Linked DNA regions of Homo sapiens: all the other regions are linked to region 3. Evidence: read pairs that join two places in POLR2A ChIA-PET (ENCODE). Cell type or tissue: A673. All regions are shown on one strand. Each heading gives the region's core, and the rest is flanking DNA. Links, peaks and the distances in the headings are about the cores only.

Region 1 (8,556 bases), core at 292-8,291, 79 kb before region 3:
GGAAAGGCACAAAGGAAAAATGAATTTCCTTGCTGATATAAAGTGTGTCTACCTCCCTTAAAAGGCAGAAGTAGCTGTAGTCAGTTTGGTTTAATATACTATTTTTATTTTCCATTACACATACATTATCCAAGTAGGTTATTTTATTAATTCGATTTTATAGATGAGGAAACTGAGGTCAGATAACTTGCCTGAAGCACCAAGGCAGATGCCTGACTGGACCGTTGTTTAAATCAGGCCCTTCTGACTTCACATCTTGGTGTCACTAAGATGTAAAGAAGAATGAGGACACTCTGAGCTTCAGGACATGAGAAAGTCCCCTGAAGAAGTGGTTCTTAAAGTATGAAAAGGCTGACTCAATTTCTTCAATGTTAGCAAGGACAAACTGGTTAGAAGAGACCCCAACTGAAGCAAGCACACAATTCTTCACCCTTCAGGTCAGAAATCTGGTCCCACAAACCAGTTTAAAATGATGAAGCTGACTGCTTACCTCGCTGATAGCAGTGGCCTTCTAAGAGAAAATTCCTCCTTTTTCTCGCCCCTACCCGACGCCGGATTCCTCTTTAGGAGCCAGGCCATCATCAACATTTGAAAACTACTTCATTGTGCTTAGTCTTAAACAAAAACAAAAACAAAAAAAAACCTTTTTTTTTTTTTTTTTTTTTTGTATTTTTGATAGAGACGGGGTTTCACCATGTTGCCCAGGCTGGTCTCAAACTCCTGAGCTCAAGTGATCCTCAGGCTTTGGCCTCCCAAAGTGCTGGAATTACAGGGGTGGGCCACCACATCCAGCATTGTTGTGCTTAGTTTTTAAAAAAAAAGCCAGGCTCAGTGGCTCACATCTGTAATCCCAGCACTTTGGGAGCCGAGGCAGGAGGATCACCTGAGGTCGGGAGTTCGAGACCAGCCTGGCCAACATGGAGAAACCCTGTCTCTACTAAAAATACAAAAAATTAGCCAAGTGAGGTGGCTTATGCCTGTAATCCCAGCTACTCAGGAGGCTGAGGCAGGAGAATCGTTTGAACCCGGGAGGCAGAGGTTACGGTGAGCCGAGATGGTGCCATTGTACTCCAGCCTGGGCAACAAGAGCAAAATTCTGTCTCGAAAAAAAAGAAAAAGCGCTGACAGATCTTTTTCTTTGCCTCCTTAGGTCTAAGGAAAGGTTGTGACTTGGCCCTTTCCTTGACTGTGTGGCACCTTTTAACCAGACTCTTGCAAAGTTGAATAAACAAGTTTTTTGCCCTTCCACTGCCTTCTAGGTGAGTTTGCAGCTAAATTTTCCCACCAGCCTGGTCTCAAAGGTTGAGCAGGGCTCAGGGCAGAAGGCATAACAAAGCAATCTTAGACAATATGGATTCTTCATTACTTCTGCAAAATGCCACTAGCACCTTTGACCAACTGTTAATATTGCATGACGCTGACATCTTGTGATGTAGCTGGAGTTTGAGAAATGGAGCTGAGGGTTGATTCGGGTCCAAAAAATAAATCTTTTCTATTGCCATGGAGCAGTTACAGTTGCACAACTGAAATACCAGCCCTTTGGAAAAGCTATCAAACCCACTCATGCAGTTGGGTAATATAATCATCTGAAGCATTTCTTAGATGCCTGGTGTTGGAAGCACAGGACAGAGTAAGTTAAGCGGATACAATCTATTATGTGAGACATTTCCAAGACAGGATGTAAGTTTCTGGTGCAAGCAGTGAGACTGGTTGAGACAGAGGCCAGCATGGTATCTTATAATAATAACCAGCATTTATTGGGCCTCTTCCCTTTGTCAGCTCTGAGCCATATGTCTCACATAATCCTCAGAGCAACCCTTGAGGGAGGGGCCATTACTACCCCCGTTTTACAGATTAAGAAACACAGACTGCTAGATGTTGAGTAACCGGCTCAAGACAATAGAGCTAGTAAATGGTGGAGCATAACTCAAGTCCCAAGCCCTCTTCCACCACAGTCCGCACGCTTGATCACTGCACCCTACCTGTATGATCCATGCAGAGTAGCTCTAGCATGAATTTTAGAGTTGGATAGCCCTAGATTCAAATTCTTGTTGCATCACTCAATTGGATCAGGTATACAACCTCTGTAAACTTTAGTCACCCCATCTGCAAAAATTAGTGGTGACACTAATACCCAGCTTGCAGGGAAGTAAAGAAAGAAATATTTGTGTAACCGTATTGCATCCAAAGGCCCACACGGATGGGTCCCAGAATCCAAATCCTTTTTTCAATGCACAGCAGGAGGAAAAAGACTCCAATGTCAATAATTGTTGTTTTGTTTCATTTCTAAAACCCCTAGCCCATGGGCTGGGCCCGGTGACTCACCTCTGTAATCCTAGCACTTTGGGAGGCTGAGGTAGGAGGATCTTGAGGCCAGGAGTTTAAGACCAGCCTGGGCAATACAGCAAGACCCTGTCTCTACTTTTTTTTTAATTAAAAAAAGATTTATATATATATTTTTTGAGATGAAGTCTCAGTCTGTTGCCCAGACTGGAGTGCAGTGGCGCAATATTGGCTCACTGCAACCTCCACGTCCCGGGTTCAGGCAACTCTTCTGCCTCAGCCTCCCGAGTAGCTGGAATTACAGGTGCCTGCCACCATGCCCAGCTAATTTTTGTATTTTTGGTAGAGAGGGGGTTTCACCATGCTGGCCAAGCTGATCTCAAACTTCTGACCTCAGGCAATCTGCCACCTTTGGCCTCCTAGAGTGCTGGGATTACAGGCATGAGTCACCACACCTGGACAAAAATAATTTTTTAAAAAAGAACAAACAAACAAAACCCTCTAGCCCATGGTAGGCATTCAGTAAGTTGTAGCTATCATAACTATTTTTTTTACAAGGTATATCTTTACATAACTAGCCCAATTAATCTAATTGAAATGCTATTTCAATCATCCTACTTTTCCCCCACCCCTACTCTTTTCAAAACCTCTAAGCTGTTTCTACTAATTTGCACTAAAACAGAACAGGATGAGTAGCAGAAGCCCCATTGTAGCAGCACCAAGCTCTGTTCCCTCGACATTTTAGATTGGGCCGGGGATGGTGGCTCACGCCTGTAATCCCAGCACTTCAGGAGGCTGAGGTGGGATGATTGCTTGAGCCCAGGAGTTCAAGATCAATCTGGGCAGCATAGTAAGACCCTGTCTCTAAAAAATAAAAAATAAAACAAAATTTTAGACTAATCTGTACTAATTTGGAAATCTGAATAAAGGAACCCCCTCAAAGCTCTCCAGGCAAGGAAACTTTATTTATAAAACCTCTAGCCCACGGGCTAGGTGCGGTGGCTCTCACCTGCAAGAAAGCCTGGTCCAAAGAGGTGAGACCCACCCACCAGCCTGGTTTAAGTACAAGAACAACCTCAGGGTTGGAGAGGAGAGATAGGTATTTGACACATAGATTTTCTGCGGGCCCGGCACTTGGGAATTTGTGTCTGGTTTGAGACAGCAATCTGTACTTCTTCCTTGATCCAAGACTTCGCCTGCATGCATAAATATCACCAGTAGTTTCCCTCTGTTATGAGAGCTGAAGGTGGTCTAGCTAGGGACCCACAAGACCAACGCCATCAGGAGAGAAGCACCTGGATCTGCAGCACACACTCTGCCTTCCCTCCTGTTAGGATGGGGAAAAAAGCAACCAGGTCCTGTGCCCAGGACCCCATCTGTCATCACTTTCTCAAGGATTTTATTTCTATAGGTTATCTTTTTATCTTCTGCAGCGTTCAAGTCCTCCTTCTCCTCTGTATCATTGCTATCTGTATACAAATATCTCTTAAAAGTTATCTGGCACCAGGCACAATGGCTCACATCTGTAATCCCAGCACTTTGGGAAACCAAGGTGGGAGGATCACTTGAGCTCTGGAATTCGAGACCAGCCTGGGCAACATGACAAAACCCCATCTCTACCAAAAATACAAAATATTAGCCGGGCATGGTGGCAGGCACCTGTGGTCCCAGCTTCTTGGGAGGCTGAGGTGGGAGGATGATTTGAGCCTGGGAGGCAGAGGTTGCAGTGAGCTGTGATCACCCAACTGCACTCCAGCCTGAGTGACAGAGATCTTGTCTTAAAAAAAAAAAAAAAAGGAAAGAAAAAAATTATCTGGACCATCTATCTGTTCCCTACATTGCTCCTTTGCACAAAAAAGCTCTGGAAGAGTTGCTTATATCTCACCTCCCATCCTTTTCCTTTTCTCAGCCTACTCAGATGAAGCTTTTGTGCCCCAGCTACCCCCCATTCCATTAAAACAGCTCTAATCAAGGTGCCAATGGCCACGCCTCTGTCTTCATCTTACTTGCCTTACTAGCAGGCCCTCGCTTGATCTTCTCCTTCCTCCTGAAATGTATTCCTCCTGAGGGCTCCACGAACTCCTGCTCACTTGGTCTTTTCCTACCTTACTTTATACCTCCTTCATCTGCTGGCTGTCTTCTCATTCACCACCAGACCTTTGAATGTTGGAGTGCTCCAGACTCCATCCTCAAAACTCTTCTCTTTCTTTTTTTTTAATGTATTTATTTTTGTTTTTTGAGATGGAGTCTCACTCTGTTGCCCAGGCTTTGCAGTAGCGCAATCTCAGCTCACTGCAACCTCTGCCTCCCAGGTTCAAGTGATTCTCCTGCCTCAGCCTCCCAAGTACCTGAGACTACAGGCATGTGCTGCCATGCCCAGCTAATTTTTTTATTTTTCTTTTACTTTAAGTTCTGGGACACATGTGCAGAACATGCAGGTTTGTTACACAGGTATACATGTGCAGAACATGCAGGTTTGTTACACAGGTATACATATGCCATGGTGGTTTGCTGCACCTATCAACCCGTCATCTTGGTTTCAAGCCCTGCAGCATTAGGTATTTCTCCTAATGCTCTCCCTCCCCTTATCCCCCATCCCCTGACAGGCCCCAGTGTGTGATGTTTCCCTCTCTGCGTCCATGTGTTCTCATTGTTCAACTCCCACTTATGAGTGAGAACATGTGGTGTTTGGTTTTCTGTTCCTGTGTAGTTTGCTGAGAATGATGGCTTCCAGCTTCATCTATGTCCCTGAAAAGGACATGAACTCATCCGTTTTTATGGCTGCAAAAAAAAAATACAAAAGTATTTTTGTATTTTTAATAGAGATAGGGTTTCACCATGTTGGCCAGGCTGGTCTCAAACTCCTGAGCTCAAGGGATCCGTCTGCCTCAGCCTCCCAAAGTGCTGGGATTACAGGCATGAGCCACCTCGAAGCTCTGCTCTATGGGCACTACTCCCAAGTTAATTTCACCTAACCACAACACCTGCTTTAAATACCTTTCACTGATGCCTTGTGAATACCGGTGGCTCTCAAACATTCCTCTGTAGTCCAGATCTCATCCCTGAACCCAGATGCAGATACTACTACTACTGTCCACTTCACATCTCCACTTAGAAGGATGCCTAGCAGGTGCCTCAAACTCAACAGTGCCAAAATAAAGCTATGGTCTTTCCCCCAATCCACTCCCCTTCAATCCTGTGCCACCCGAGTAGATGGCACCACTGCCTACACATTTGCCCAGGCCCCAAACCCAAGAGTCCCCTTGCTTTTCCTTTCCCTTGTGTTCCAATTCCAATGCATCAGTAAACCCTATCAGATCACTCTCCATAAGAGATCTTGAATCCAACTTCCTTCTGTGACAACTGCTCCCATCATATCCCAAACAACCACCATTTCTTGCCTTAACTGTTTCAACTACCTCCTAACTAGTCTCATGGCCATAACTCTTGTCTTAATTATAATACATCCTCCACACAGCAGCCAGAGTGATCTTTCTAAGGTGTAATTGGGATCATGCCAAGCCCGCTTCCCTATTTAAAACCTCCGATAGCTTCTCATTATGTTGATAAACCCAGCCTCTTTGTCACGGCTTACAAAATCCTTTGTGTTATGGTCCTGCCTACCTTTCCAGTCATTTCCTTCTTCCTCTTTGTTCACTACACTCCAGCTACAACAGCTGCCTTCTGTCATTCCTGTCTAAGGGCCTCTATTCTTGCTGTTCTTCCTGCCTAGAATACCACCTTAATTCAAACAGCCTCCCTATGAACTCTCCACTTGTTATCCTATGCTATCTTTCTTTACAGGACTCAGCAGCATGTGAAATTAACTTATTTATTCACCTAGTCTCATTGGCATATAAACTCCTGGGATCGGGAATCATAGCTGGTGAGCAGAGGCACACACTGTGGCTTGCACGCCCCTCCCTGGTTTCAACCCCTGCTCTACACTTCGGATTTCAGCACAGCTTCTGCCTACCATGACTTGGTGACCCATGTGGATTTCATTGTCTGGTTTTTGACGCCCGCTCCCCATTTGACTCTTGGCTCAACAGGTTCCCTGTATTTCAGCAGTGCTCAAAGCCTTGCTTGACAGACACTTCCTCTGCCATCCTGGGCCCCAGACCTATTTCTCTGTGAAGAGAGTTCTGTCTGAGGTCAGCTAGCCCATAGGGTGCAACAGTCTAAACTGGCCCTATAAACTGTAAGAAGTCTTCACCTGAGGCCAGGCACAGTGGCTCACACCTGTAATCCCAGCACTTTGGGAGGCCCAGGTGGGAGGATCACTTAAGGTCACGAGTTTGAGACCAGCCTGGCCAACATGGCCAAACCCCGTCTCTAATACAAATAAAAAAAAATTTGGCAGGGCGTGGTGGCTCACGCCTGTAATCCCAGCACTTCGGGAGGCTGAGGTAGGCGGATCACAAGGTCAAGAGATCAAGACCATCCTGGGTAACACAATGAAACCCCATCTCCACTAAAAATACAAAAAATTAGCCGGTTGTGGTGGCAGGCGCCTGTAGTCCCAGTTATTCGGGTGGCTGAGGCAGGAGAATGGTGTGAACCAGGAAGGCGGAGCTTACAGTGAGCCGAGATCGTGTCACTGCACTCCAGCCTGGGCGACAGAGCGAGACTCTGTCTAAAAAAAAAAAAATTAGCTGGGCGTGGTGGCAGGCACCTGTAATCCTAGCTACTCAGGAGGCTGAGGTGGGAGAATCGCTGTAACCTGGGAGGTGGAGGTTGAGAGAGCCAAGATCACACCACTGCACTCCAGCCTGGGTGACAGAGTAAGACTGTCTCAATTAAAAAAAAAAAGAAGGCTTCACCTGAATAGGCCCACTTGAAGCAACTAAAGCAAAAAAGAAACTCAAACCACTCCAAGGGATGTGAGATTATTTCTTTCTTTTTTTTTTTTTTTTTAATTTTTTTTTTTTGAAACAGAGTCTTGCTCTGTTTTCCAGGCTAGAATGCATTGGCATGATCACAGCTCACTGCAGCCTTGACCTCCTGGGCTGAAGCAATCCTCCAACTTCAGCCTCCCCAGTAGCTGGGACCACAGGCACATGCCACCACGCCTGGCTACATTTTTTTTGTTTTTTAGGGATGAGGGTCTCACTATGTTGCCCATGCAGAAGGTTCCTTTTTTGTGATTTTCCATATGGCAAGCAGCCAAAACTACTAGGCTATCCATAAAACTGGACTGTCAGGATGTGGCTAAAGCTCACCTGACCAGAGAAATTGTCTGGCCCTGGAACAATACATCCATCTCATCCCAATGGTGGCCAACTGGAACAGTCTGTCAGGCATGATATTACACAATGGTCTGAAGCCCTATTCCTTGCTTCACAAAGAAAGCACCAATAATAAAACCCCATGAATACTATTACCATGTACTGAGCCTATTACTCAATACTAGGTGTCTACTGCTTTTTCATCTTGCTTAATTTTCACAGTAAAATCAGGGTAGGTTATTATTCTTATTTAACAGTTGAGAAAACCAAGGCTCAGAGACAGGTGAAAGAATTTGCCCCAGGTCATATAACAAATGAGTAGGAGAGCCTGCATTTCTAACTCCAAAGCCCATGCTCACAACCCTTACCCTCTAAATATTTGATTATGAGTGCGTTCATACACCCCCACACACAAAATTATATACTCCTTAAGAGCTAGGAGTTTATTTTTGTTCTATAAAATCCTTAAGAGCTAGGAATCTTTTTTTGTTTATCATCACAAAGCACAGGGACTTATGCTGAGTGGATATCAGCACATTTTGGTGAATGCATTCCTAGTACTATTGCATTTGTACTCTTATTTATTTATTTATTTATTTTGAGACAGAGTCTCGTTCTGTTGCCCAGGCTGGAGTGCAGTGGCATGATCTTAGCTCACTGCAACCTCTGCTTCCCAGGTTCAAGTGATTCTCCTGCCTCAGCCTCCTGAGTAGTTGGGATTACAGGTGTTCACCACCACGCCCGCACTCACTTTTGTATTTTTAGTAGAGACGGGGTTTTACCATGTTGGCCAGGCTCATCGTGGGCTTCTGACCTCTAGTGATCCGCCAGCCTCAGCTTTCCAAAGTGCTGGGATTACAGGCATGAGCCACCACACCCAGCTGCAATTGTACTATTAATTAACTTTTTTATGTATTTATTTTTTAGAGACGAGATCTTGCTCTGTCACCCAGGCTGGAGTGCAGTGGCACAATCATAGCTCACTGCAGTCTCAAACTCCTGGCCTCAAGAGATCCTCCCACCTCAGCCTCCTGTGTAGCTGCTA
Region 2 (8,000 bases), core at 1-8,000, 95 kb after region 3:
GTCCAGCTGCCTGGGTAAGTGATCATTTCTGTTTGAGTCCTAGCCCCTTGGAAGCATGTCTGCTTTTTTTTGGTAATTATTTTAATTTTAAATGTTTATTCAAAAATGTATTCCTGCTACCCACAGGCTCCAAGGGGCCCGCTCCCTCCTTCCTACCTCCACTTTCTCTCAACCCCCCACTCACCCTCTCAAGAGAGGAAATGGTGGATCCCTCATCTGGAGCCAGAATGCAACTAGATCTTGCTTTCTAGGCTGGGTACGGACCAAGGCATGTCCTGCAGGGATGGGGGAACTTGTGGGGACGCTGGACACAGACCCATGAAGGGCAGCCACTTTGAATGGCAAGTGCTGGGGACGGACAGCCCGCTCCACCACCGTCTTGGGCCACTGCACAGGAAGATGGTGTGGGGGAGTGCGCCCCCTCCTAGTGGCCCCCAGAGGGCACCATGGGTCTGTGCGGCCACAGGTCCCCAGGCTGGGCCTCGAGCTGCCCTGCGCAGCTCCTGCTGGAATTGGGCTTTGCCAGGGACTGGGATCTTTATGTCGTTCCCCTAACGCCTGAGTCACGGCCGGTCACTGACCCACAGCCACTTTGGTTCAGGTTCTCAGTGACCTTAGGAATTTCTATACCTGTTTCAGGCAGGCAGGCAGGCGACTTTTTTTTTGAGAGAGAGTCTTGCTTTGTTGTCCAGGCTGAGGTGCAGGGGTGATCATAGCTCACTGCAGCCTCGAACCCCTGGGCTCTGTGATCCTCCCACCTCAGCCTCCTGAGCAGCTGGGAATACAGATGTGCACCACTATGCCCAGCTAACTGGCAGGGAATGTTTTAAAAACTTATATTTGTGCCTGAACTTTGCACCTAAAACTACAGCCATAACTCCAGTACACTCTTGGACCTGAGTCGGCGCCTCACCATCTCCCTCCATTACCTCTGCTAGTGGCCTTGTGGTGGTACAGCCAGCTTAGCTTAGCTGGGCCTGGGGGCAGCAGTCACCCAGGGATAGGTCCCTCAAATCAATCAGGCCAGGTCAGGCCTGGGTGAAGGAGGCCCTGCTGCCACTTTGGTGGGCTGTGCCATTTGGGGATGTGCCTCTGAAGACAACCCCCAAAATAGCTCCCACATAAAGGGCCGTGGAGGGGATGGGAGTGGAGATCAGGAAAGCCTGATAGTGTCATATTCCTCAGTCATTTGGTGTCTGTCCAGCTCAGTGGCACACATGTGCTTAATTAAATGTGAGCGTGGGCGGGTGAGGAATGGATCCAGGCTTCGTTTCTGGAGAGAGGCGAGTGCTGGGTGGCCACAGCAATGGCTTTGGTAGGGTCTTGGCTCTGAGAGGGGGGAGACCTGAGTAACAGCGTTAGCTCTGGGATCTCTTCCTGGTCCTAAGGGGCTCCTCCCCAGTTCTGAACTCTGAGTAACCCTCTACCAGGAGCAGTGAGGCCAAGGTCATTGTTAATGAGTGTTTATTGTTAATAAAACCATAGTACATTTACAGTAAGTGACAACATTATTGTACAGTTAAAGTATCATACAATATTACAGCAATAAAATAATGCCTATTTCTTTGTACATCCAGCCAAGCAGCTAGTCAAAATATTTTCCAGAATTGCAAGCCCCTGGGGGCTTTTCAGGGTGACCTGAGTGCCACCTTCTGAAATGCCTGGGGCTTTTGGTGAATAAATAGTTTTTAAGGTGCGGCCAGACAGCTGAAGAAGTTGCACCCAGACAGACTGTGCCTGATGCTGCCCCAGTGTCTGGTCCATAAATATGACAGGTGTCAGGGGAGCCCAGGGCCTGCAGAATTCGAGGGCAAGGCCGTGAGGGGACACAGCAGAAAGGCCTCTTCTCCTGGCCCTTACCTTCCATCAATGCCCTGTCCTTTAATCTCCAAGAGTCACAGTCCCCAGTGGGACCTGTTTGCCCAGCTCTCAATCCTACATTAAAGGAGCCGAGAGACTTGACCAGGGGACTCTGCTTCATCGCCCCCACAAAGGCAACCTAGTCTAGGCCTGAGGTTCCAGAATCCACCCATTTACTTTGGCCCCTAAAACCAGCAGCAAAACAAGAGCTGAGGCCATTCCTACACAGCACCCCATCCCCTACCCCTTGCCCCTCCATGCCAGACTTAGCTCAGAAACCATCAAGCTGGGGAACTGCCCTCTGCTGCTAACTGAGCAAGCTGGTAGTCCTGATGGGAGGGACTCTGGAAGCCCAGGCACCAAAGACAATGGGGGAACTCCGGGTGGCAGCAGTCGTGGTGGCAGGGGGGGGTCCACAGGCCACTGGATGCCCACATTAAGCCTGTCAAACCTTTGAAGAACAAGTTTGGGGATTTGGGCAGCCTTTGCTATGTGACATTTAGGAAGAAAAATACCAGCTTTTGAATTACTGCAGACGACTGGGGGCCTAGGCAGTATGCATTCTATACATTCATAAGGATTCCTGTACCCCCAGGAGCCCCAGTTGGGATGGTCTGAGTTTACTGAGGCCCTAGGGGTGAGTAGAGCTTGGAGGGCCTGGGCGGAGGTGGATCAGGATCAGCTGCTGACCTGCAGGAGGGGAGAGCGACACCCCGGGGGAGTGCATGGCTGCCCTTGAGTTGCAAACTGAGATGGGGAGGAGGGCCACCAGTTAGCTACATCTCCCCTTTGCCCATCAGTGATTGAACAAACAGCTCTAGGGCAGAGGAGATGAGGGTGAGCTGCCCGGTGACAGGGGGGACATCTGGGGGAGGAGGAGGAAACAGCCCCGTGAACCTGGCTCCAAGAGGGCCTACAACCATACCCCGACATGGTGGGCCCTGGCACCTCCACAGGCCCTGGCCTCGGCAGCCTCCGCCCCCTGCCTCACACCCGGGAGGTGATGTAGACAGAGTGCACGCGCTCTGCCAGGGTGTTCTGCAGGTCCTGCAGTGGATCCAGGCCCTGCACTTTGCTGCTGCGGCCGTAGATGAGCTGCCGGAAGGCATCCTGCTCCAGTAGGGCCTTCATGTGCTTGAGGAAGAAGCCCTCACAGAACAGGGCCAGTTCTGGGGCATTGTGGATCTGTAGGGCAGAGAGAGGAGGGGTGAAGCCCATCGCCTTAGTACAGCCCCACTCACCCTCACCCCCAAATACTACCTACCCATGGCCACAGCCCTGATTAAGCCCCACTCTGGCCAGGGTAGGCGTTCCCTGTCCCTGCATCCTGAGGCCACCTCTGCTATATCTGAACTGTTCAGCCCCCGTCATTTTCCTGCCTGTGTCATACTGTCATGCTGCCCTGTTAAGTGGCAGTCATCCCTGTTGGGTTGGAAGTTCCCTTCCTAAGGGTGGGAACGGGGACTGTCCACCACTGGGTGTCCAGGGCTCAGCACCAGGCCTGGCATGTGACTGTGCACATGGTAAATGCTGGATAAAGATGTTCACTCAACACATATCAAGGGGCCGCTCTGGGTTTTCAGTTCTGAGGTCAAGATCTCTGCAGTGCTGCTGATGTCCTAGTTTGGGAGAGACAGACAGAATCTGAGGAACCAAAGACAAGGTAACTGCAGAAGACTGTGAAGGAGGTAAAGCCAACGTGACAGGATGGCTTGTGAGAGGCCAGGGGAGGCCTGGGGACACCAGTTGTGAAGATGAAGGGCGGGAAAGAGCTTTACAGGAAAAGGGAAGTGTCACAAAAGTCCTGGGGTCTGGGCACGCTGAGAAGGAAGCATGGCAGAGTGAGGGGAGATGTGGGCAGGACCTTGGGGGCCTTGGAAGGCATGATAAGGGCTGGCTATTATTTAGCCTGCAGTAGGTGGAAAACCTTTGGTGGGATTAAGTATGGGAGTAACACAGTCTTTGTACTTTTTTGGGGGGCGGGGGTTGTGTTGAGACAAAGTCTTGCTCTTGCCCAAGCTGGAGTGCGCATGATCACAGCTCACTACAGTCTCAACCTCCCGGGCTCAACTGATCTTCCTGCCTCAGCCTCCTGAGCAACTGGGACCACAGATGCACGCCACCACACTCAGCTAGTTTGTAGAGGCAGGTTCTTGCCATGTTTCACAGGCTGGTCTAAACTCCTGGTCCTGCCTCATCCTCCCAAAGTACTGGGATTACAGGTGTGAGCCACTGTGCCTGGCCATGGTTTTTGAACTTTTGAAAGAAGCTTGTGGATTGCAGGGCTAAAGCCAGGAAGTAGGGAGGCTGGGCTGATGCCATTGTCCAAGAGAGTGATGGTGGTGGCTTAGGGCAAGGCGAGGGCAGTGGAGATGAAGGGAAGTGGAGAAACCGCTGGTGTGTTTCAGAGGTGGGTGGCTTGCATATGGGAGGGTTTTTGCAAATCAAATATGATTCCTGAGTTTTGAGTCTGAGCAACTGAGCAGTGACCATGTTGATTGTTGAGATGGGACAGCTAGGGAGGCACAGACAGGTAGGGGAGAAAAGTAAATACCTATGGCTTTGATTTGACTCAGAGGCTCAGCAACTTGTCCAGCTACCACAGCCCAGGTGGCAGAGCTGGAATGTGAACTAGGGTGCAGCTGGCTCAAAAGCTCACCTCCCAAGCTACCACATGGCCAGTGGGCAGCAGTGACCCCAGGCAACACAGGGAGTTGCTAACCCTCCCTCAGCCTCTACACTGCCCTCAGAAGCAGCCTGGTCACCTGCATCTCCTAGCTCATCCCCAGTGCAGCCACACGGCCGAGGCCCCCGTGGAGCAGAGCATGTGGTGGGAGGTGGCCAGCAGGCATCCTTGGCCCTCACCTTGGCATATTTGTAGGTGTTCACGGCACTCTCCATGCTGAGGGTCTGGGAGCACAGGATCTCGCAGTGCCTCTGCAGGGCATCCAGCTGGAACAGGCTGGCAGCTGACAGCAGCTGGTAGGGAGGCAGAGCAGGTCTTGGGGACCCATGGCCAGACCAGTGGCCCAGACAGCACCGAACAGAAAGCTCCCGAGTGCCGTGTGCCCTGCTGCCTCCACCCTCAGGCCCCACTACCTTCTGATACTCCTGGGCCTAACCATCCCCGCTGGGACACGCACTGAGGCTGGGCTCAGTGGTGTGCACAGTTCCTCTTTCTGGGAACTGCTCTTCCTGTCAGATGGAGAGGAAGAGCCACCTTCCCTCTGAAGGGGGTGAATGGGAGACCGAGCCGCTGGGCACCCTAGCCCAGGCCCCCTCCCCCTCTCCCGAGTCTCACCTCCAGGATGTCAGTGGTGGGGATCTCCATGGATTCTGTTCCTCCGTAGTACAGATACTGCATCATCATCTGTGGTGGGAAGAGGCCCATGTGAATGCCACGTGAACCTGAGGCATGAAAGTCCTTGCCAGCCCCACAGGGTACTGCTCCAGCTGCCGCCTCCAGGGGCCTGTCCCTCTGCAGGTCCCCAGCTCTGTCTCTCCCTCCCTCTCCTGCTCAGGCTGAGACTTGTGTTTTCCCGGGGAAGCCAACTCCAAGACCCTCTCTCCTGAGTCCCTGCCCGGATAACAGGCTCTCTCCTTGGAATGTTTTCCCTACAATCCTCATGAGAACACGGTGAGCCCAGGAGGGAAGTTCCTATTCACAGCTGGGGAAACTGAGACCCAGGGAAGGAAGATGACTTGGCTCAAGTCCTTCAGCTCCCCTGATGCCTGCAGCAGGGCTCTCGCATCATGCCTGGCCCCGTGTGGCTCATTGCTGGTGTGATCTAAATTCTACACAGGGAGTAGCAGTGGGAGGGTCTCTGAAGGGATGTTGGAGGACGCTGCCTCCTGCCTTCCCCTGTTTGCACAAGGACTCCAATGTGGAGGTGAGTGCCCCATCTGGGCTCTGTCTCAGGTGTGCTTCCTCAAAAAGAAAGCGCAGAGCCCAGGCCCGGAGGCCCGGAGGCCCGGAGCTCCCCTCGACAGGCTGAGCCCTGCCTTGGGCTCCCAGATGAGGTGGTCCAGGACCGGGAACGATTTAGTTCTGCTGAGGTTTCAGTTACAAACTCTGCCATCACGCTGGAGCCTAGTGAGGTTCCCAGTTGGAAAAAGAAAAACAATTCTTTCTGGCTGGCTGAAGAAACGGCTCCAGCAAGGAGCTGGCAAGTGTGTAAGTAAACACAGCTCCAGCCGGCACAGTCGGGCTCTGTCAAGACCGGCCCTGAGGCTGCAGAGGCACCAGAGGGTCTAGGAGAAGGCCCAACTGTGGGGAGAGAAGTGGGGAGACAGGCCTGCCAGCCTTGTTCAGGCATCAGGAGATGTTGGCCAAGGCCCACCCTGGAGATGTCAGCCTCTTCCCACCTCTAGAGGTCTGGGAAGCTCCCACGGCCTTCTGCAGCCCCTGCTGGAGCCTGGGTGGTGAGCTCATGATTGCACAGTAAGTGTCCGTCTGCTCCCTCCAGATAGTGTGTGCCTTGGGCAGGCCATGCCCAGGTCCCTCTGCCCTCCCCATGCAGGGCACTGAGTGAGTGCTCAGTAAGGTGAGGCACCAGCAGGAGCAGTGCCTGGAATGCCCCTCATACAGGGTTGGGGTTAGAGCACCAGGCAGGCAGGTCAGATCTTCCTGTTGGGATTCTTTGCTAAGGGATGGCCTCAGGGCAGCCCCTAGGGCCAGGCCTACCAGCCACCTTAGGCTGCAGCTCCCTTCCTGGCCTGGAAGGCTACCTCCTGCTGCATTTTAGGATTTGGTTTTGGCAAGGCCCAGTCTTGGCATCCGTGGCACATGGATCTCCCTGAGGCCACTTGAATGCATATGAGGCCACAGAAGTCAGATCAGAACGGCTCACCTGGAGCCTTGCTATGGGAGCTGGGCAGCCAGCAGGCAGAGGTGGGTGAATTTTGCACAGCCTGGCAGTCCCTAGCAGGATACAGGTCATGTGCCTCCTGGAGCCAGGCAGCCTGTGGGGCTAGAGGCTGCTTGAGGAAAGGCCCCAGACAGGACCACCTGTAGAAGGGCAGCAGGGTTTCCTTCTGTCCTGAGTGGGCCACTTGGAAGCTGATACTGCAGAAACCATGTGGGAAGGGCAGGGTTGGGGCCCTCTGGGCTATATGCTCAGTAACTTTTTTTTTTTTTTTTTGAGACAGAGTTTCGCTCTTGTCGCCCAGGCTGGAGTGCAGTGGCGCAATCTCGGCTCACCGCAACCTCCACCTCCTGGGTTCGAGCGATCCTCCTGCCTCAGCCTCCCAAGTAGCTGGGATTATGCAGCATGCACCACCACGCCCAGCTAATTTTGTATTTTTAGTAGAGATACGGTTTCTACATGTTGGTCAGGCTGGTCTCGAACTCCCAACCTCAGGTGATCTGCCCACCTCGGCCTCCAAAAGTGCTGGGATTACAGGCGTGAGCCACCGTGCCCGGCTGTGAGTAACTTTTTACATTGATTACATGTTGAAATAATATTTTGGCTATACTGTAAGTTCAAAAATATTAAAATCAATTTCACCTGCTCTTTATTTTTTATGTGACTAGTAGTAAATTTTTAATTACAATGTATGCCTCACACTGTATCCGACAGTACTGTCTAGATGTCCTTGGGCCTCTGTTTCCTCCTCCAGAAAACAAAATAATGATCCACACACCCCCACCCCACCCCGCCTGCATGAGAGTCAATGCGGTATTTAGGGGCTGCTGGAAAACTTGCAGGCTTTGTTAGGGAGCCCTGACCCCAGACTGATGGCTTCAGGCTGACCCCTCCAGGGAGGCCCGGAAAGTCGGAGCTGAGGTCTGGAAGCCCCATCTGAAATGATGCCCTGGATATGGCAAAATTCTGTACCCAGGAGACCCACGGGGCAAGGCCAGTGCCCTGGGCCTAGTTAGAACAGTCGGCCAGAACTTGGCAAGAGGCCCAGGGGAAGGCATGTGTGTGCTGTGGACCTGAAGCCTGTCCCCTATTTGCCCTCCCAGCAACCCCGGGAGGTGCCAAGGGGCTGCTGAGCCTGTTCTATGACAGATGCCCTCCCTTGGCCTGGCAGGTGAGCACAGGCGACTGAGCCCGCACAGGTCCCCTTACAGGCAGTGGTCACCCATGGCCACAAGTGCGCTCCCCAGTCTCCAGCGATCCCTGTAGCCCCTCTAG
Region 3 (8,556 bases), core at 321-8,320:
TAGTTTACCCTGTTGGGTATCTTCTTAAATTTTTTTTTTTTTGAGACGGAGTTTCGATCTTTTTGCCCAGGCTGGAGTACAATGGCGCGATCTCAGCTCACTGCAACCTCCACCTCCCGGGTTCAAGCGATTCTCCTCCCTCAGCCTCCCAAGTAGCTGGGAGTACAGGTGCCTGCCACCACGCCCAGCTAATTTTTTGTATTTTTAGTAGAGACAGGGTTTCACCCTGTTGGCCAGGATTGTCTCGATCTCTTGACCTCCTGATCCGCCCGCCTTGGTCTTCCAAAGTGCTGTTACAGGAGTGAGCCCCTGTGCCCGGCCTCTTTTTAAAATTTTAATGCAGTAAGCAAGCCTGCTGATCTGGCTGCTACTTGAGTTTTTGATTCTTTAGAATTTCTTGGAAATGTTTTTTTCTAGGACAGTAATTGAACATAAAATATTAATGATTGTGAACATTAATAATGTGTTAATACTAATTATGAACATTAATGATTAGTGATATAAAGTGTAGAGACATTAATGACTGAAAGATAACTCCTCAGAGAAGTTAATATAAAGGTAGGTGCTGATTGGCAGCCAATTTAGTTGTGAGGTGGCTGTTAGAATCTAGTGTTCAAGTACTTCTGAAAAAAAAATATAAATCTAGTTTATAAGCCCCTCCTGAGGACTTGAACCATGACTGGTCATTAAATGTGTATAGGTGTATGTGAATTACTATACTCTGTCATACCCTACCCTCAAGTGATTTTGTTATTTTATTTTTATTTTTTGAGATGAATCTCTGTTGCCCAGGCTGGAGTGCCCAGGCTGGAGTGCGGTAGGATGATCTTGGCTTCCTGCAACCTCCACCTCCCGGGTTCAAGTGATCCTCCCGCTTCAGCCTCCTAAGTAGCTGTGATTACAAGTGTGCGCCACCACCCCAGGCAATTTTTTTTTCTTTGAGAAGTCTCGCTCTTGTCCGCCAGGCTGGAGTGCGACGATGTGATCTCGGTTCACTGCAACCTCCGCCTCCTGGGTTCAAGCGATTCTCCTGCCTCGGCCCCCCGCCCAGAGTAGCTGGGGTTACAGGCACCTGCCACCACGCCCAACTAATTTTTGTATTTTTAGTAGAGACAGGTTTTACCTTGTTGGTCAGGTTGGTCTAGAACTCCTGACCTCAGGTGATCCAGCCGCCTCGGCCTCCCAGAGTGCTGGGATTACAGGTGTGAGCCACCATGCCGGGCCTCCCCTAAAGTCATAAAGGAGAAAATAATGTAATTATTACATAGGTTATTAACTAGGCTAATACATACTGAAAGATTGCCGTGTTAATAATGGAGATTCAACAAACTGCACAAAGTAACTTTTTTTTCTGTCTTCTCAGTGTTTTAAGTGGTAGATAGCAGCAAAAAGGTCAAGTTACAGTTAAGTCTTGAGACTTTGATAAGCCACAGACTGAACTCTACCTACATGTTAAGTAGTTAAGTTGGCAGTATTGATGTTGACTTAATTGCTATTAAAACTATATCTTTTGCCCTTTGAAAAACCCAGGGCATTTGGATTTGCCCTAAATTTAAGCACATCTGGTTTTTAGTTTAAATCCTTTTTATATTTAGATGATTTACTTGTGAGAAGACTTAACTGTTTTTAAGTATAAGTGAGCATTTCTAATGCACTAAAATAGGATTGCTTTACAAATCAGTTTTGAATTCCTCTTTAGAAACCCTTGTGGAGTAAAGTGAGGTACTATTTACAATTAGATTTGTTTTGACTTCAGTCCATTTAGCAACTTACATTTGAGCTTTATTTCAATCTTGACCTATTCTTATCGGAGCCTTCTGGACCAAAATGCTTTTTTTATGGATTTTAAAATCAAATATCCTGGCAAAAATGACTATGGATATGTAGTATTGCTTAAATTAAAACAGAGAATTGAAATAATTTTATTGTACTTTAAAAAACAAAGTTGTTTATTTCCTAATAATTTGAGCCATTAAAGAAAAAGCTAAGCATCTGCTCATTGAGAATGCATGCTCTTAATGTTGATGAAATATGATCGTGTTATGTAATGCAACTAAAAGGCTTGGTGGGTTTTTAAATTCAGGCTTATAAAGAGTACATGAATGTTTAGCAAAGAGAAGAAATACAGCTGTGATAATCAAGTGTAAAATCCATTTGCAAATCTTACAGGTAATATTGAATTGAATGATTAACTGCCTAGTTTTCTTTATCAGTTCATTGGTGCTGAACTGGGCCCTAGGCTATGCAAGATATTTCAAAACCAAGTCTTAATTTTAACTGAAGAGAGACCTCATTTGATATTATTAGATGTAATCAGTTGTGATATAGAATAAAGGATGTTTTAATAGATGACATTTAAAATTGTTATATTCTTTGTGAATATAATAGGTTTAGACTCTAGTGACTTTGGTAGGTGAAAGATTAACTAATGATCACTTGCGTAAAATGCAAAAATAGCCTGACAGCTTTTTAACCACTAAGTGACCAAAACTGATAGCCAGAAGTGTAGTGTTTTTAATACTTTTTCCTGAAGGCTTTCTGCACTTCATCTTTGCAGTTAGTAGTATTCTTTAAAAAGAATGCTGTTGTTGTGAGGGTAACATTTCTTTCTAGAACGTTGCAGTGTGTCTGTGCTTAGAATTTTCATTGCAGCTGTTGTGCAGAACTTATGTGTTCAGTGTTTTAAAATAAAAACATTCTTAACTATTTTATAAGTAAAATCTTTCCTTGAGGCTATTACCTGAAGCCTTCTTTGACATTTAAGATCTCTTGATGTGTTTGCTTTTCCATGGGTTGCAAGAACTATTCTTCTGCAATGCAGAGGGCAAGATTATTTTGCATTCACCTTGTCATAGAAAAAAGCTGTAATGCTTAATTTGTTTCCCTTTGCTTGACTGTGTGTGTTTGTATGTGTAGCACTGGGAAGTATTTAAAGCTGTGAATTCCCCCAAGTGATAATGGGTACCTTTTTCTAGGGTGAGAGTCGAAGCCTAAGTATTACATTGAGAATGTATTGTTTTAACGTGGCCAAATTAGTGTACTCTAGGATACTACCCATGTGGCAGATATTTGAGAATGCATTTTGTGTGACTTACAGATTAAGCATACAATTTGCCAAAATTTTATGTAATTAATTTCCTAGTTTACATTTAGGGCTAGATGAAGACTAGTACTGTTTCATCTTTTAGAAAAACTAACACTTTTCCTTTAGTAAAAGTGTTAATTTTTGCAATACTTTTGCAAAAGGTTAAACTTATAGCAATTTTGTCATAGCTATAATCTTACACTGTTATAAAATTTAGAGGATTTTTAATTTTTATTTATTATCATTATTTGAGACAGTTTTGCTCTCGTTGCCCAGGCTGGAGTGTAATGGCATGACCTCGGCTCACTACAACCTCCCCCTCCCAGGTTCAAGCTATTCTCCTGCCTTAGCCTCCTGAGTAGCTGGGATTACAGGCGCCCGCCACCACGCCCGGCTAATTTTTTATATTTTTAGTAGAGATGGGATTTCACCATGTTGGCCAGGCTGGTCTCAAAACGCCTGACCTGAAGTGATCCACCCACTTCAGCCTCCAAAGTGTTGGGATTATAGGCATGAGCCACCATGTCCGGCCTAAGAGTTTTTTTTTAGAGCTTAAACCACCTTAGAATTTAGTCCAGTTCATTTTATAGAAGACAAAATTGAGATGTTTATATGGAATGACTTAGGTTGGAATGGGTGATTTCCAAAATTCTCGCAGTTTTTTTTGAAACAGAATCTTGCTCTGTCGCCCAGGACTGGAGTGCAGTGGTGCAATCTCAGCTCACTGCAACCTCTGCCTCCTGGGTTCAAGTGATTCTCATGCCTCAGCCTCCCGAGTAGCTGGGATTACAGGTGCATGCCACCACGCCCAGCTAATTTTTGTATTTTTAGTAGAGACGGGGTTTTGCCATGTTGACCAGGCTGGTCTCAAACTCCTGACCTCAAGTGATCTGCACGCCTTGGCCTCCCAAAGTGCTGGGATTACAGGCGTGAGCCACCACACCCGGCCTCTTAAATAATGTTTTATGGGAGTAATTAGAATTTGTAATGTTCCACGGCCTAAGTGTAGTTTTCATGTTTAATTATGTAGAATCAAGTAAAGCCTTTTGCTTCAAATCCTTAGAGTTTTTCTGTTTTAAAAAACTGAATGCAAAAGAAAAATGCTTTCCATTTCCTTATTATTAGACTTTTATTAATGTCTCATTGTTGAACTTTGTGTTTGCATTGTCCGGGTAATGGGGTTCTGAGAATATCGGTAAGGTAAAATCCCAGTGTGTCAGGTATCATTGGGACATCCATATTGTAATGAAATAAACTTTTATAAAGTTAAAACTCTGAAGTTTTTCTTTATGTTTAGCTTCCTATGTACATTTGTCAGACTCTACTCCAGCTTGGTATGTTGTAGACCGGAAAAATCTGGAAAAAGCATTACCAGTAGAGAGAAATAAGAAGTGTGACAACCTTTTCATCCAAATTACTGTATTCCAAGCTTCTGGGTATTTTTTGGTAGTTGGTTCCTTTTTCTGGGGGAAATGAATGGTGTGTGTGTATACAGTATAGAAGAGTGAGAGGAGTAGCAGAAGAGAAATTCATCCAAAGTTGGAACTGTAAATTGCTTTGTTTTAGCTCATTTATTTCTTTCTTTCACTAGCTCTACTACAGTGCTTTTGTTAGATAGACTATGAGTACAAAAACGTGGGTGAAAGATAATTTACTGAGTAGAGTTCAAAATTCAAACTTCCTGAGGAAAGGGGAGGGTGTGCTTCTTGACCATGCTCAGCTAAAGTAGTTTGTTTCCTTTAACTTCCCCTGTTACCTATTGTCTGTACACTTCTTGACATTGTTTTTTTTTTTTTTTTGAGACGGAGTCTTGCTGTGTCGCCCAGGCTGGAGTGCAATGGTGTGGTCTTGGCTCACTGCAACCTCCGCCTCCTGGGTTCAAGTGATTCTCTTGCCTCAGCCTCCTGAGTAGCTGGGACTACAGGTGCATGCCACCACACCTGGCTAATTTTTTGTATTTTTAGTAGAGACGGGGTTTCGCCATGTTGGCCATGCTGGTCTTGAACTCCTGACCTTGTGATCTGCCTGCCTCGGCGTCCAAAACTTCTTGACATTTTTATATTGCCTTGTGTTGTTAACCTTACATGTTTTTCTAAATTGGTAATAAGCTCTTTGTGGGCAGAGACTATTAACATTACTTTGCTGCGCTTTCTCACACATGGTATATGCTGAATAAGTACTTGGTAGTTTGGCCAAATCATTACATAGAAATATCTGTAGCTTCATTAACAACCCTGTTAAAATGGATTAATCCATGGGGTTAGGGAGGAAATGCTTTTTGCACAGAACTATTTACTTGCAGTGTTTTTTTATTGAAATTGATTTTTTTCCTGAAGGGTTTTTTACTTTTTACAGGTGTGTAGAGTTGATGAGTAGGCAAGTAGAAGAATACTTTTTTTTTTTTTTTTTTTTTAAGCTGGGTAGCAGGCTGGGCATGGTGGCTCACGCCTGTAATCTCAGCACTTTGGGAGGCTGAGGCAGGTGGATCACCTGAGGTCAGGAGTTCGAGACCAGCCTGGCCAACCTGTGAAACCCCGCCTCTATTAAAAATATGAAAAATTAGCTGGGCATGGTGGCATGCAGCTGTAGTTCCAGCTACTTGGGAGGCCGAGACAGGAGAATTGCTTGAACCTGGGAGGCAGACGTTGCAGTGAGCCGAGATCGCGCCACTGTTCTTTAGCCTGGGCAACAGAGTGATACTCCATCTCAAAAAAAAAAAAAAAAAAAAAAAGCTGGGTAGCATTAGCAAGATATGTGAATGGTCTTAAGAGAACACAGATAATTCTTATTATTAGAACCATTGTACATTATTGGAAATTTCATTGCATTCTCCTCAATACTGTTCTAAAAATATTTTAATTTTAATTTTTTAGAGACAGGGTCTCACTATCACCCAGGCTGGAGTTCAGCAGGGCAATCATAGCTCATTCCAACCTTGAACTCTTAGCCTTAAGCGATCCTCTTGTCTCAGCCTCCCAAAGTGTTGGGATTACAGGGTTGACCCACTGTGCCTGGCCCCCCTCAATACTGTTATCTAAACATAGAAATAACTGAAATATATTTTAGTCATTAAAAAACCCTTTGGGCTTACACTTTGAGTTACATTGAACTTCTTTTTACATTGTGGACAGGAAAGATAGTAAGCAAAAGTTTCCTCAATTTTTAAAAGGACGACGGTAGAAAGAACACATTGCAATCTATAGATGATCCATGGCAGCTATCTTCAAATGCTGAAAGCTTGCTCATGTAGCAGGAGTCTGTGCTGTTTTAGAAAACGAAAAAGTATTAAAACAGTGATGGTGGGGATGTAATTTTTTTACATTTAACTCCCAAGGAATGTATTAATATAAATAAGTTGTACAGAATTATGCTAAGGAATAGCTTGGTTAAAGCAACTAATATTTTGAAAGATGCCCTTTAAGATTATTTATGGTAATTTGCTTTTCAAATCTAGAAGCTTTAGACTTTTTAAGAATATAGTTCAAAGTAGGTGATGCTGGAACTTGTTAACATTTCTTTTTCCTACTAGAGTCAGCTGCTTCAATTCACTCAGACTTACCTGCATAATTATAACCTTGGACAAGGAATAAAGGTTTTTACAGGATTGGCTTTTATCTTTTTTAAAAAATTGGACAAACGGCTTGTGAAACTAAACTCCTGGATACTTAACCTGCTTGAAAAATTATCTTACAATGGAACCTTAGGTAACATCCTTTTTTTTTTTTTTTTTTTTTTTGAGATGGAGTTTTGCTTTTGTTGCCCAGGCTGGAGTACAATGGCGCAATCTCAGCTCACTGCAACCTCTGCCTCCCAGGTTCAAGTGATTCTCCTGCCTAAGCCTCCCAAGTAGCTGGTATTATAGGCAACCACCACCGCACCCGGCTAATTTTCTGTATTTTTAGTAGAGACCAGGTTTCATCATGTTGCCCAGGCTGGTCTCAAACTCCTGACCTCAGGAGATTCGTCCACTTTGGCCTCCCAAAGTGTTGAGATTACAGGCATGAGCCACTGCACCTGGCCTAGGTTAGCATTCTTATGCCATTCTTAGCGTTCAGAAATCCAGCATTCCTGACAGGTGTTCATTCAGCCTCTGCTTTAACCAGTCTTCCAGGGCCTGGTAGAGTGCTCGTTTCTCAATGAAAATTTGTTTCATTGGTGTGCCACTCTTTAAGTTCTTGGTGGTAGAAGTATATCCTTACCGGCCGGGCACAATGGCTCATGCCTGTAATCCTAACACTTTTGGGAGGCTGAGGCGGGCAGATCACCTGATGTCAGGAGTTGGAGATCAGCCTGGCCAACATGGTGAAACCCCGTCTCTACTAAAAATACAAAAATTAGCCGTGCGTAGTGGCTTATGCCTGTAATCCCAGTTACCTGGGAGTCTGAGGCAGGAGAATCGCTGGAACCTGGGAGGCAGAGGCTGCATGAGCCAAGATCGCACCACTACACTCCAGCATGGGTGACACAGCGAGAGTCTGTCTCAAAAAAAAAAAAAAAAAAGTATATCCTTACCACCACTGTTTAATAGTCTTTGTTTTCTGGAACAGCATAGACTCCCGCTACATGAGCATGCTTTCAACATTTGAAGAAAGCTGCCATGGATCAGCTATGGATTGTAGTGTATGTTCTTTCTACCCTGCTTTTAAAAATTGAGGAAACTTTTGCTTACTATCTTTTTTGTCTTCTGGGGATTTCACTAGCTAACAATACTCAGTTGAATTTGTGGAGGGCAAATAGGAGACAGTCAGCTGCCTACCATTGTGGGCAAAGTCAAAACTCGTAATTGTCTAAGTGAAGAACAGAGAATGTGGGGATTGGGGACTTGAAATAATACCTGGAAAAACTGGTAAAGATTGGACCGGGCGCGGTGGCTCACGCCTGTAATCCCAGCACTTTGGGAGGCCGAGGCGGGCGGATCACGAGGTCAGGAGATCAAGACCATCTTGGCTAACACAGTGAAACCCCGTCTCTACTAAAAATAAAAAAAATTAGCCGGGCGTGGTGGTGGGCGCCTGTAGTCCCAGCTACTCGGGAGGCTGAGGCAGGAGAATGGCGTGAACCTAGGAGGCAGAGCTTGCAGTGAGCTGAGATCACGCCACTGCACTCCAGCCTGGGCGACAGAGCAAAACTCCGTCTCAAAAAAAAAAAAAAAAAAGGAAAACTGCTAAAGATTATGGAAAGTTGAGAGGAAAAGAAATATTTTGTTTTTGCAAAAGTTGGTACAGTACTCTAGAAGTGATTTATTTGGCCTGGATACATAAAGTATAGCTAGGTGCTCTTAACTACTTTGGTTATTTTAGGCTTCATTTTTAAGTATTCCCTCTCAGTTTAGACATCTCCTTATTTGAGAATAGGAGTTACGAAGTTTTCCTGGAAAGCCAAGTTAGTTTTTTTCAGATGTTTCCTCCTAATCTTCCTTCTGACTATTTAAAATTGTCTAGTTGAAGAATTTTTAGGGTTTTTTGGAGTTT

The links. Peaks named below come from ENCODE experiments on the same cell type or tissue, not always from the same donor. Only the 100,000 strongest peaks of a DNase experiment are listed, where the experiment ranks them.
Region 1: POLR2A ChIA-PET joins it to region 3 with 5 read pairs; 4 of 35 experiments call an interaction of 5 or more read pairs at or near these places.
Region 2: POLR2A ChIA-PET joins it to region 3 with 6 read pairs; 4 of 35 experiments call an interaction of 5 or more read pairs at or near these places.

Annotation. Positions count from the first base shown.
Region 1 is chr11:33,975,177-33,983,732 of GRCh38, forward strand. No RefSeq gene overlaps it. Among named protein-coding and RNA genes, the nearest start is that of CAPRIN1, 72 kb to the right of the region's middle. In A673, for the core only: no CTCF peak of the experiment used is centred there; DNase peaks (open chromatin) are centred at 1,675 and 5,925; H3K27ac peaks cover 4,618 bases.
Region 2 is chr11:34,149,540-34,157,539 of GRCh38, forward strand. ABTB2 (ankyrin repeat and BTB domain containing 2) reads right to left here. Exons shown (of 17, transcript NM_145804.3): 15 at 5,162-5,230; 16 at 4,726-4,839; 17 at 1,448-3,045. The coding sequence ends at 2,848. Among named protein-coding and RNA genes, the nearest start is that of NAT10, 48 kb to the left of the region's middle. RefSeq lists enhancers at 381-910, 4,785-4,834, 5,375-5,424, 6,017-6,518. In A673, for the core only: a CTCF peak has its summit at 428 (motif pointing right); DNase peaks (open chromatin) are centred at 422 and 1,232; H3K27ac peaks cover 5,207 bases.
Region 3 is chr11:34,054,403-34,062,958 of GRCh38, forward strand. All of the region lies in intron 2 of CAPRIN1 (cell cycle associated protein 1), which reads left to right. It overlaps LOC124902660 (a long non-coding RNA gene), which reads left to right and starts at 6,076. Exons shown (of 2, transcript XR_007062651.1): 1 at 6,076-6,789. In A673, for the core only: no CTCF peak of the experiment used is centred there; DNase peaks (open chromatin) are centred at 870, 1,413 and 2,082; H3K4me3 peaks cover 4,125 bases; H3K27ac peaks cover 6,202 bases.